Linked DNA regions of Homo sapiens: region 2 is linked to region 1. A link is an interaction called in ENCODE POLR2A ChIA-PET data of the cell type or tissue named here. Cell type or tissue: HepG2. All regions are shown on one strand. Links, peaks and the distances in the headings refer to the core of each region. The heading gives the core; the rest is flanking DNA. Region 1 has its middle 7.8 kb from the start of DYNC2I2. Region 2 overlaps NUP188 (nucleoporin 188).

The links. Peaks named below come from ENCODE experiments on the same cell type or tissue, not always from the same donor. Only the 100,000 strongest peaks of a DNase experiment are listed, where the experiment ranks them.
Region 2: POLR2A ChIA-PET joins it to region 1 with 7 read pairs; 5 of 35 experiments call an interaction of 5 or more read pairs at or near these places.

What each region holds. Positions count from the first base shown.
Region 1 is chr9:128,661,422-128,667,935 of GRCh38, forward strand. It overlaps a transcript of DYNC2I2 not described here and the pseudogene HMGA1P4. Among named protein-coding and RNA genes, the nearest start is that of DYNC2I2, 7.8 kb to the left of the region's middle. RefSeq lists an enhancer at 6,384-6,514. In HepG2, for the core only: no CTCF peak of the experiment used is centred there; a DNase peak (open chromatin) is centred at 5,343.
Region 2 is chr9:128,950,002-128,954,177 of GRCh38, forward strand. It overlaps NUP188 (nucleoporin 188), which reads left to right. Exons shown (of 44, transcript NM_015354.3): 3 at 2,772-2,845. Among named protein-coding and RNA genes, the nearest start is that of NUP188, 4.4 kb to the left of the region's middle. In HepG2, for the core only: no CTCF peak of the experiment used is centred there; no DNase peak of the experiment used is centred there.

The DNA of each region.
Region 1 (6,514 bases), core at 4,015-6,514:
CAGCCTGGCCAACATGGTGAAACCTTGTCTCTACAAAAATACAAAAATTATACGGGTGACATAGCGGGTGCCTGTTATCTCAGCTACTCGTGAGTCTGAGGCAGGAGAATCGCTTGAACCCAGGAAGTGGAGGTTGGAGTGAGCCGAGATTGAGCCGTTGCACTCCAGCCTGGGCAATAAGAGTGAAACTCTGTCTCAGAAAAAGACAAACCAAAAAATTAGCCGGGCGTGGTGTCAGGCACCTGTATTCCCAGCTACTTTGGAGGCTCCCATGCATCAGGTCCTAATAACAATCACACTTACTTGATCCTCAGGGGATGAATGTCTGAAAAAAAGCCGGCCGGGCTTGGTGGCTCATGCCTGTAATCCCAGCATTTTGGGAGGCCGAGGTAGGCGGATCACCTGAGGTCAGGAGTTGGAGACCAGCCTAGCCAACATGGTGAAACCCCGTCTCTACTAAAAATACAAAAATTAGCTGGGCGTGGTGGCAGGCGCCTGTAATCCCAGCTACTAGGGAGGCAGAGGCAGAAGAATCACTTGGACCTGGGAGGTGGAGGTTGCTGTGAGCCGAGATTGCACCCCTGCAATCCAGCCTGGCGACAGAGCGAGACTCCATCTCAAAAAAAAAAAAGAAACCCCATCTCTACTAAACATACAAAAAATTAGCTGGGCATGGTTGCATGTGCCTGTAGTCCCAGCTACTTTGGAGGCTGAGGCAGGAGAATCACTTGAACCTGGGAGGCGGAGGTTGCAGTGAGCCGAGATTGCGCCATTGCACTCCAGCCTGGGCAACAGCGCGAGACTCCGTCTTGGGGAAAAAAAAAAAGAGCCTGAAACCTGAAGGGGGCTCAATCAATGGTGGCCATAATGAAAGCGCCATCTGCCCATGCTCTTTGTGTTGAGAGGCTGGTGTGCCCTACAGATGGATACTGGACATAAAGCAGCAGGATATTCATAATTCCAAAACACAAGTGTTACAGTCTTGGGTGTTTTGTTTTGTTTTATTTGAGATGGAGTTTTGCTCTTGTTGCCCAGGCTGGAGTGCAATGGCGCGATCTCGGCTCACTGCAACCTACTTCCTGGGTTCAAGCAATTCTCCCTGCCTCAGCCTCCCGAGTAGCTGGGATTACAGGCACCCGCCACCATTCATGGCTAATTTATTTATTTATTTTTTTGCAGGCAGAGTCTCACTCTATCCCCCAGGCTGGAGTGTAGTGGCACGATCTTGGCTCACTGCAACCTTCACCTCCTAGGTTCAAGTGATCCTCCTGCTTCAGCCTACAGAGTAGCTGGGATTACAGACAACTGCCACCATGCTGGGCTAATTTTTGTAGGTTTCACCATGTTAGCCAGGCTGGTCTCGAGCTCCTGACCTCGGGTGATCCACCTGCCTTGGCCTCCCAAAGTGCTGGGACTACAGGAGTGAGCCACTGCACCCAGCCTTTTTTTTCTTTTGAGACGGAGTTTCTGCCTCACAGGTTCAAGCATTTCTCATGTCTCAGTCTCCTGAGTAGCTGGGACTACAGGCGTGGGCCACCACACCTGGCTAATTTTTGTATATTTGGTAGAGATGGGGTTTGGCCAGGCTGGTCTCAAACTCCTGACCTCAGGTGATCCGCCTGCCTCAGCCTCCCAAAGTGCTAGGATTACAGGCGTGAGCCACGGCGCCCGGCCCCAATTCATTCTTAATGATCCAGATTGAACCTCTCTGATCTCTGCCAGTGGATTATTTATTTATCTATCATGTTTTTTTTTCATTCTAGTAACTACAAATAGGAAACCAGAGGGGGAGCCCCAGGCTGGGACAAACAATGGCCACCCCCTCCTTGACATTACAGTGGAACAACGTGGCCCCTACATCCTTTATGGTCAATTCAGGCCCCACTCCTTCCTCTTCTTCTGCTGCAGTGTAGGGACCTCAAACTCCTCCTGCTTTGTTTCCTGTACCCCAAAGGGGATTGTCTGACCTAGTGCAGGGACTAGGGAAGGAGAGGAAGGAAGAAAAGTGAGTGTGAGCTCCATGGAGTGACAAAGACACAGGCTGGGCTGGGGACATTTTTGAGAATAAGCACCCCCGCAGATGGCCATACCTGCTACTGCCAGGACAGTGGAGGAGGGTGTGCTAGGATGAGATGGGGCTTGGGCTCCTTTTAATCTGCAAGTAGATGTATTTGTTCCATTTTCTGTAGCCCAATTAGGTTTTGTTCATATCTATTATAGTTTTTTTCTTTTTTTTTTTTTTTTTTTTTGAGACAGGGTATCACTCTTGTCACCCAAGCTGGAATGCAGTGGCACCATCATGGCACACTGCAGCCTCAACATCCAGTGCTCAAGTGATCTCCCAGCTCAGCCTCCCTAGTAGCTGGGACTACAGGTACACGCCATCATGCCCAGTTAATTTTTTGTATTTTTTGTAGAGAGTGGGTTTCACCCTGTGGCCAAGGCTGTCTTGACCTCCTGGGCTCAAGCGATTCGTCTGCCTCGGCCTTTCAAAAACCTGGAATTACAAGTGTGAGCTACTGCACCCAGGCTTTTTTTTTTTTTTTTTTTTTTGAGACGGAGTTTTGCTCTTCTTGCCCAGGCTGGAGTGCAATGGCGTGGTCTTGGCTCACCGCAAACTTCACCTCCCCGGTACAAGCGATTCTCCTGCCTCAGCCTCCCGAATAGCTGGGATTACAGGTGGCCGCCACCACACCTGGCTAATTTTTTTTTGTATTTTTAGTAAAAACAGGGTTTCACCATGTTAGCTAGGTTTGTCTTGAACCTCTAACCTCAGGTGATCAGCCTTCCAAAGTGCTGGGATTACAGGCGTGAGCCACCACGCCCAGCCTGTTTAGCATATCCTTCCCCGATGGTCACAATGCCTCCTCCCCACGTCCTTGATGTCTCTGTTCAAAAGCCAACTCATTAGGGAAATATTACCTTATTTTGTGTATTTTGTTCAAAGCACTGATTACAATCACTGCTGCCTCACATATATTAGACACTCTATAAGTATTGTTTAAATGAATGAATATGGTTCTGTGTAGGCAATTGTTCTAAATATGTCAATACCAGTATTTCATTTTTCTTTTTTTTTTTTAGACAGAGTCTTGCTCTGTCACCCACACTGGGGTGAAGTGTCGCGATCCTGGCTCACTTCAACCTCTGCCTTGTGGGTTCAAGCAATTCTCCAGTCTCAGCCTCCCAAGTAGCTCGCTTTACAGGTGCCTGCCACCACGCCCAACTAATTTTTGTATTATTAGTAGAGACAGGGTTTCACCATGTTGGCCAGGCTGGTCACGAACTCCTGACCTCAGGTGATCCACCCGCCTCAGCCTCCCAAAGTGCTGGGATTACAGGCGTGAGCCACCGTGCCCCACCAGTATTTCGTTTTTCAACATTATACATGCAGCACCAATTCTGTTGAAAAAAACGTTGGCCAGGTGAAGTAGCTCACACCTGTAATCCCAGCACTTTGGAAGGCCTAAGGGTGGAGGAGCACTTGAGCTCAGGAGTTCAAGACCAGCCTGGGCAACATAGCAAGATCCCATCTCTTTTTTAACAAAAATAAAAATAAAAACAAGAAAAATATAACACATAAACAGTTATTTGGGTAAAATTATAACTGTGAATTTTTTTTCTTTTTCTTTTTCTTTTTTTTTTTTTTGAGATAGAGTCTCGCTCTGTCACCCAGTCTGGAGTACATTGGCGCAATCTCGGCTAACTGAAAGCTCCACCTCCAGGGTTCAAACAATTCTCCGGCCTCAGCCTCCTGAGTAGCTGGGATTACAGGCGCCCGCCACCACGACCAGCTAATTTTTGAATTTTTAGTAGAGACAGGATTTCACCATGTTGGTCAGGCTGGTCTCAAACTCCTGACCTCGTGTTCCACCCTCCTCGGCCTCCCAAAGTGCTGGGAATACAGGCGTGAGCCACCGTGCCTGGCCAAATCTGTGAATTTCAAAGTTACTCAGCCAGAGATGGGTCATGTTAGTCTCACCGTTATATTTGCCATGACCTTAAATTAGGGCTTTCTCATAAAAAGTACTTAATCAACACGTATTGAATAAAACAAATGTGTTGGGACCAGGCGCGGTGGTTCACACCTGTAATTCCAGTACATTAAGAGGCTGAGGCAGGTGGATCACCGGAGGTCAGGAGATCAAGAACAACCTGACCAATATGGTGAAACGCTGTCCCTACTAAAAATACAAAAATTAGCTAGGCATGATGGCACACGCCCGTAATCCCACCTACTTGGGAGGCTAAGGCAGGAAAATCGCTTGAACTCGGGAGGCAGAGGTTGCAGTGAGCCGAGATTGCACCACTATACTCCGGCCTGGGCGACAGAGTGAGACTCTGTGTCAAAAAAAAAAAAAAAAAAAAAAGTCGGGCCCAGTGGCTCACGCCTGTAATTCCAACACTTTGGGAGGCTGAGGCAGGCAGCTCATGAGGTCAGGAGTTCAACACCACCCTGACCAACATGGTGAAACCCCGTCTCTACTAAAAAAAAAAAAAAAAATTAGCCGGGCATGGTGGCGGGCGCCTGTAGTCCCAGCTACTCGGGAGGCTGAGGCAGGAGAATCGCTTGAACCCAGGAGGCGGTGGTTGTAGTGAGCCTAGATGGCACCACTGCACTCCAGCCTGGGAGACAGAGCAAGACTCCGTCTCAAAAAAATAGAAAAAAAATGTGTTGGATCAATTGACAAATATTTTGGAAAAATAACTTTGGGAGCCTAAGGCGGGCAGATCACTTGAGGTCAGCAGTTCGAGACCTGCCTGGCCAACATGGAGAAAACCCATCTCTACTAAAAATACAAAAGTTAGCCGGGCGTGGGCATGGTGGTGGGCGCCTGTAATTCCATCTATTTGGGAGGCTGAGGCATGAGAATTGCTTGAACCTGGGAGGTGGAGGTTGCAGTGAACCAAGATCGTGCCACTGCTCTCCAGCCTTGGTGACAGAGTGAGACCCTGTCTCAGAAAAAAAAAAAAAAAAAAAGCCAAAATACATCCACACATCATACTACAAAATTAATTCAGGTTGGTTATAAACTGGAATGTTAAAAATGAAGACAATGCCGGGCATGGTGGCCCACGCCTGTAATCCCAGCAGTTTGGGAGGCTGAGGTGGGCGGATCACTTGAGGTCAAGAGTTCAAGACTAGCCTGACCAACATGATGAAACCCCATCTCTACTAAAAACACAATAATTAGCTGGGCGTGGTCAGTGCCTATAATCCCAGCTACTCCGGAGGCTGAGGCAGGAGAATCCCTTGAACCCAGGAGGCAGAGGTTTCAGTGACCTGAGATTGTGCCACTGCATTCCAACCTGGGTGACAGAGCAAGACTCCATCTCAAAAAAAAAAAAAAAGAAGATAAGGCCTGGCATGGTGACTCATGCCTGTTGTAATCCCAGCACTTTCAGAAGCTAAGGTGGATGGATCACTTGAGCCCAGAAGTTCAAGACCAGCCTGAGCAAAATGGCAAAACCCTGTTGCTACGAAATACAAAAATTAGGCCAGGCGCGGTGGCTCACTCCTGTAATTCCAGCACTTTGGGAAGCAGAGGGGGGTGGATCACGAGGTCAGGAATTCAAGACCAGCCTGGCCAACATGGTGAAACCCCATCTCTATGAAAAATACAAAAATTGGCCAGGTGTGGTGGTGGGCACCTGTAATCCCAGCTACTCAGGAGGTTGAGGCAGGAGAATCGCTTGAACCCGGGAGGCAGAGGTTGCAGTGAGCCGAGATCACGCCATTGCACTCCAGCCTGGGCAACAGAGCAAAACTCCATCTCAAAAAAAATAATAATAATAATTAGGAGTGGTGATATGTGCCTTTAGTGCCAGCTACTAGGCTAAGGTGAGAGGATAACCTGAGCCCTAGGAGGCTGAGGTTGCAGTAAACTGTGATTATTTATTTTTATTTTTTATTTTTTTATTGAGATGGAGTCTCACACTGTCGCCCAGGATGGTGTGCAGTGGCACAATCTCAGCTTGCTGCAACCTCCGCCTCCCTGGTTCAAGCGATTCTCCTGCCTCAGCCTCCCGAGTAGCTGGGACTACAGGCGCCCGCCACCACGCCCGGCTAATTTTTGTATTTCTAGTAGAGATGGGGTTTCATTATGTTGGCCAGGCTGGTCTCACCTTGTGATCCGCCCGCCTCGTCCTGTATTTTTTTCTTTTTTGAGACACAGCCTCGCTCTGACACCAGGCTGGAGTGCAGTGGCTCCATCTCAGCTCACTGCAACCTCCACCTCCCTGGTTCAAGTGATTCTCCTGCCTCAGCTTCACGAGTTGCTGGGATTACAGGCATTCGCCACCACGCCCAGCTAATTTTTTTTTTTTTTTGAGAGGGAGTCTCACCCTGTTGCCAGGCTGGAGTGCAGTGGCGCAATCTTGGTTCACTGCAACCTCTGCCTCCTGGGTTCAAGCGATTCTCCTGCCTCAGCCTCCCGAGTAGCTGGGACTACAGGTGCGTGCCATCATGCCCAGCCAATTTTTGTATTTGTAGTAGAGATGGGGTTTCACCATG
Region 2 (4,176 bases), core at 1-2,500, 280 kb after region 1:
AACCTCTGCCACCTGGGTTCAAGTGATTCTCCTGCCTCAGCCTCCCCAGTAGCTGGGATTAGAGGTGCCCACCACCACGCCCTGCTGATTTTTATATTTTTAGTAGAGACAGGGTTTTGCCATGTTGGCCAGGTCGGTCTTGAACTCCCGACCTCAGGTGATCTGCCTGCCTCAGCCTCCCAAAGTGCTGGGATTACAGGCATGAGCCACCACACCCGGCTACGTTTTTTTGTTGTTGTTGAGACAGAGTCTGGCTCTCGCCCAGGTTGGAGTGCAGTGGCACGATCTTGGCTCACTGCAACCTCTGTCTCCTGGGTTCAAGTGATTCCTGCCTTAGCCTCTCAAGGAGCTGGGGATTACAGATGCATGCCACCACGCCCGGCTAATTTTTGTATTTTTAGTAGAGATGGGGTTTCACCATGTTGGCCAGGCTGGTCTTGAATTCCTGGCCTCAGGTGATCTGCCCACCTCAGTCTCCCAAAGTGCTTGGATTGCAGGCATGAGCCACTGTGCCTGGTATAAACACTTTTTTTTTGTTCCTAAAACTTTATAAACGTGGTCAGATGCAGTGGCTCATGCCTGTAACCCCAGCACTTTGGAAGGCCAAGGCAGAAGGATCAATTGAGTGCACAAGCTCAAGGCCAACCCTGGCAAGATAGCAAGACCCCGTCTCTACAAAAAATTTTTTAAAAAATTAGCCAGGCATGGTGGTGCATGTCTGTAGTCCCAGCTACTTAGGAGTCCAAGGTGGGAGGATTGCTTGATCCTGGGAGGTTGAGGCTGCAGTGAACTCTAGCCTGGGAGACACATCGAGACCCCAGCTCAAAAAAGCAAAAAGCTTTATAAACATTACGCATTCCCTACTTCTTTGCTGAAATGAGACTACCTAGCCTAGCTGCTGAAGTCTTTTAAATCTACCTTTGTATTTCATTGATTCCTTTTATGAAAAGATACCTGTGTTCATTGCTTGGCTGCTGAGAGTAGGGGTGCAAATACCATTCTTCTACCTCAACCTAAGAAAGATTCTTGGCCAGGCATGGTGGCTCACGCCTGTAATCCCAGCACTTTGGGAGGCCGAGGCGGGCGGATCACCTGAGGTCAGGAGTTCGTGACCAGCCTCAACATGGAGAAACCCCGTCTCTACTAAAAATACAAAATTAGCCCGGTGTGGTGGTGCATGCCTGTAATCCCAGCTACTCGGGAGGCTGAGGCAGGAGATTCGCTTGAACCCGGAAGTGGAGGTTGCAGTGAGTCGAGATCGCGCAACTGTACTCCAGCCTGGGTGACAAAGCGAGACTCCATCTCAAAAAAAAAAAAAAAAAAAAGTCAGGCTTGGTGGCATATGCTTGTATTAGTAGTTCCAGCTACTCAGGAGGCTGTGGTGGAAAGATCGCTTAAGCTCAGGATATCAAGCCTGCAGTGAGCCATGATTGCATCACTGCACTCCAGCCTGGGTGACAGAACAGGACCCTGTCTCAAAAAACAACAAAGAAAACTTCACCACAACATCATTTATATTATTAAATAATTACAGTCAGCTTAAGTATATCAAACATTAGAGGAATGGTAAATGAATTATGATCTACCAACTTGATACAAGTATTATGCAGCAACTTGAAAGTATGTTTATCAAGACTTTCATAATAAGGTTAAGTCATTATGTTATAATGTTAAGCAAAGAAAAGAAGGTTACAGAATTCTGTATTCAAAATGATTTCAACTCTGGGGAAAAATGCATATTAAAAACACTCAAAGGAATGTGTAATACTTAGTGTGATTCTGGAATCTGATTTTTTTTTTTTTTTTTTGAGACGGAGTTTCGTGCTTGTTGTCCTGGCTAGAGTGCATTGGTGCAATCTCGGCTCACCACAACCTCTGCCTCCCAGGTTCAAGTGATTCTCCTGCCTCAGCCTCCCGAGTAGCTGGGATTACAGGCATACACCACCACGCCCAGCTAATTTTGTATTTTTTAGTAGAGACAGGGTTTCTCCATGTTGGTCAGGCTGGTCTCCAACTCCCAACCCTAGGGGATCCGCCCGCTTCGGCCTCCCAAAGTGCTAGGATTACAGGCCTGAGCCACCATGCCTGGCCGAGTCTGATTATTAATAAAACTGCATTTGGGCCGGGCGCAGTGGCTCACACCTGTAATCCCTGCACTTTGCTGACATGGGCAGATCACGAGTTCAGGAGTTCAAGACCAGCTTGGACAATATGGTGAAACCCCATCTCTACTAAAAATACAAAAAAAACTGACTGGCATGGTGGCGTGCGCCTGTAGTCCCATCTGCTCAGGAGGCTGAGGTAGGAGAATTGCTTGAACCCAGGAGGCGGAGGTTGCAGTGAGCCAAGATTGCGCCACTGCACTCCATCCTGGGTAACAGAGTGAGACTCCGTCTCAAAAAAAAAAAAAAAAAAGAAAGCACAAAAAACTGCATTTGCGGTCGGGTGCCTTGGCTCACGCCTGTAATCCCAGCACTTTGGGAGGCCAAGGCAGGCAGATCACTTGAGGTGGGGAGTTCGAGATCAGCCTAGCCAACATGGTGAAACTCCATCTCTACTAAAAATACAATAATTAGCTGGGTGTGGTGGCTGGCACCTGTAATTCCAGCTACTCGGGAGGCTGAGGCTCGAGAATCACTTGAACCTGGGAGGCGGAGGTTGCAGTCAGCCAAGTTGGTGCCACTGCACTCCAGCCTGGGTGATAGAGTGAGACTCTGTCTCAAAAAAAAAAAAAAATACTGCATTTGTATAATTACCTTGTTCTTTTCCAGAGTCAGATTGAGGCAGAACTGAATAAACATTGGCGGCGATTGTTAGAGGGGCTTTCTTACTACAAACCTCCCAGGTATGGCAGTTCCGGGTGTCTGGTTAAAGTAATTGTCCTAAGGAAGCTGACATGGATAAAACCATCCTTCTATGTGCTTTGATGATATTGTAGGGTTATGTATACCAGAGATAATACAATTTAGTTTACCAGTGGAAAACAGTAGGGTACATTTGTTTTTTTGTTGACCGAAAGAAAAGGAAATTCCTTCTAGAAATACAGTATTGTAGAATATAATTATGACCTATGTGTGGGGATGAGAATTTATTAAACATTCAACGAATTTTCTAATATTTATTCAGAGTCCACAGTGTCTGTGTGAGTACTAATTGGTGGGAGATAGCAGTGAAGGATGATGCTAACAACTGACACTTGTGTAGTGTTAACTATGTAACAATTAATACTCTAAGCACCTGACTTATCAAAAGTTATTTAATCCCCACAACACCCCTTTGAGATAGTTACTACTTTTATTCTTTGGGTGAATATATAGATCTTTTTATTGGGTAGTGGAAAACATAGTAATAAAATATAAAGTAGTTGCAAATAAAGAGAATGCAGCTTGTAGGGCTGGGCTTATTTGATCTTGATTCCTAGTCCAGATCTCATTCTATTATGCGTTATAGTCTAAGTCACCCTCATTTCCCTTCTACTTTTGTACTGCTTTTGAATGTATTACATCTTTACCTTCCATTTTCATTCTCTTAGGTTAACGATGAACTTTTCCTTGTTATTCATCTGTCTGTTAATTCTTCCCCTGTAATTACCTTAAAGTAAATCCCAGATACCTTGTTATTTTATCTGCAAATACTTGACTATGTATCTAAAATACATGGACTTTTTAAAAAGATAATCTCTATATTATCACATTTAGGTACCCTTATCATTGTTTCCATTTTACCAGTGGGGAAACTGAGGCACAAAGAGGTTAAGCAACTTGTCATGGTCACACAGCTACTAAGTGATAGAACCAGGATTTGACCCTGGTGGTCTCATTCCAGTGTCTGTTCTTTTTTTTTTTTTGAGATGGGGTTTTGCTCTGTCGCCCAGACTGGAGTGCAGTGTCACATCTCAGCTTACTGCAACCTCCACCTCCCGGGTTCAAGTGATTCGCTTGCCTTGGCCTCCCGAGTGGCTGGGATTACAGGTGCCCGCCACCACGCCCAGCTAATTTTTGTATTTTTAGTAGAGATGGGGTTTCACCATGTTGGCCAGGCTGGCCTTGAACTCCTGATCTCAAGTGATCTGCTCACCTCGGCCTCCCAAAGTGCTGAGATTACAGGCGTGAGCCGTCATACCCAGCCTATTGTTTTCTTTACTATCTTTTTTCTGTTCCAGGATCCAACCTAGTT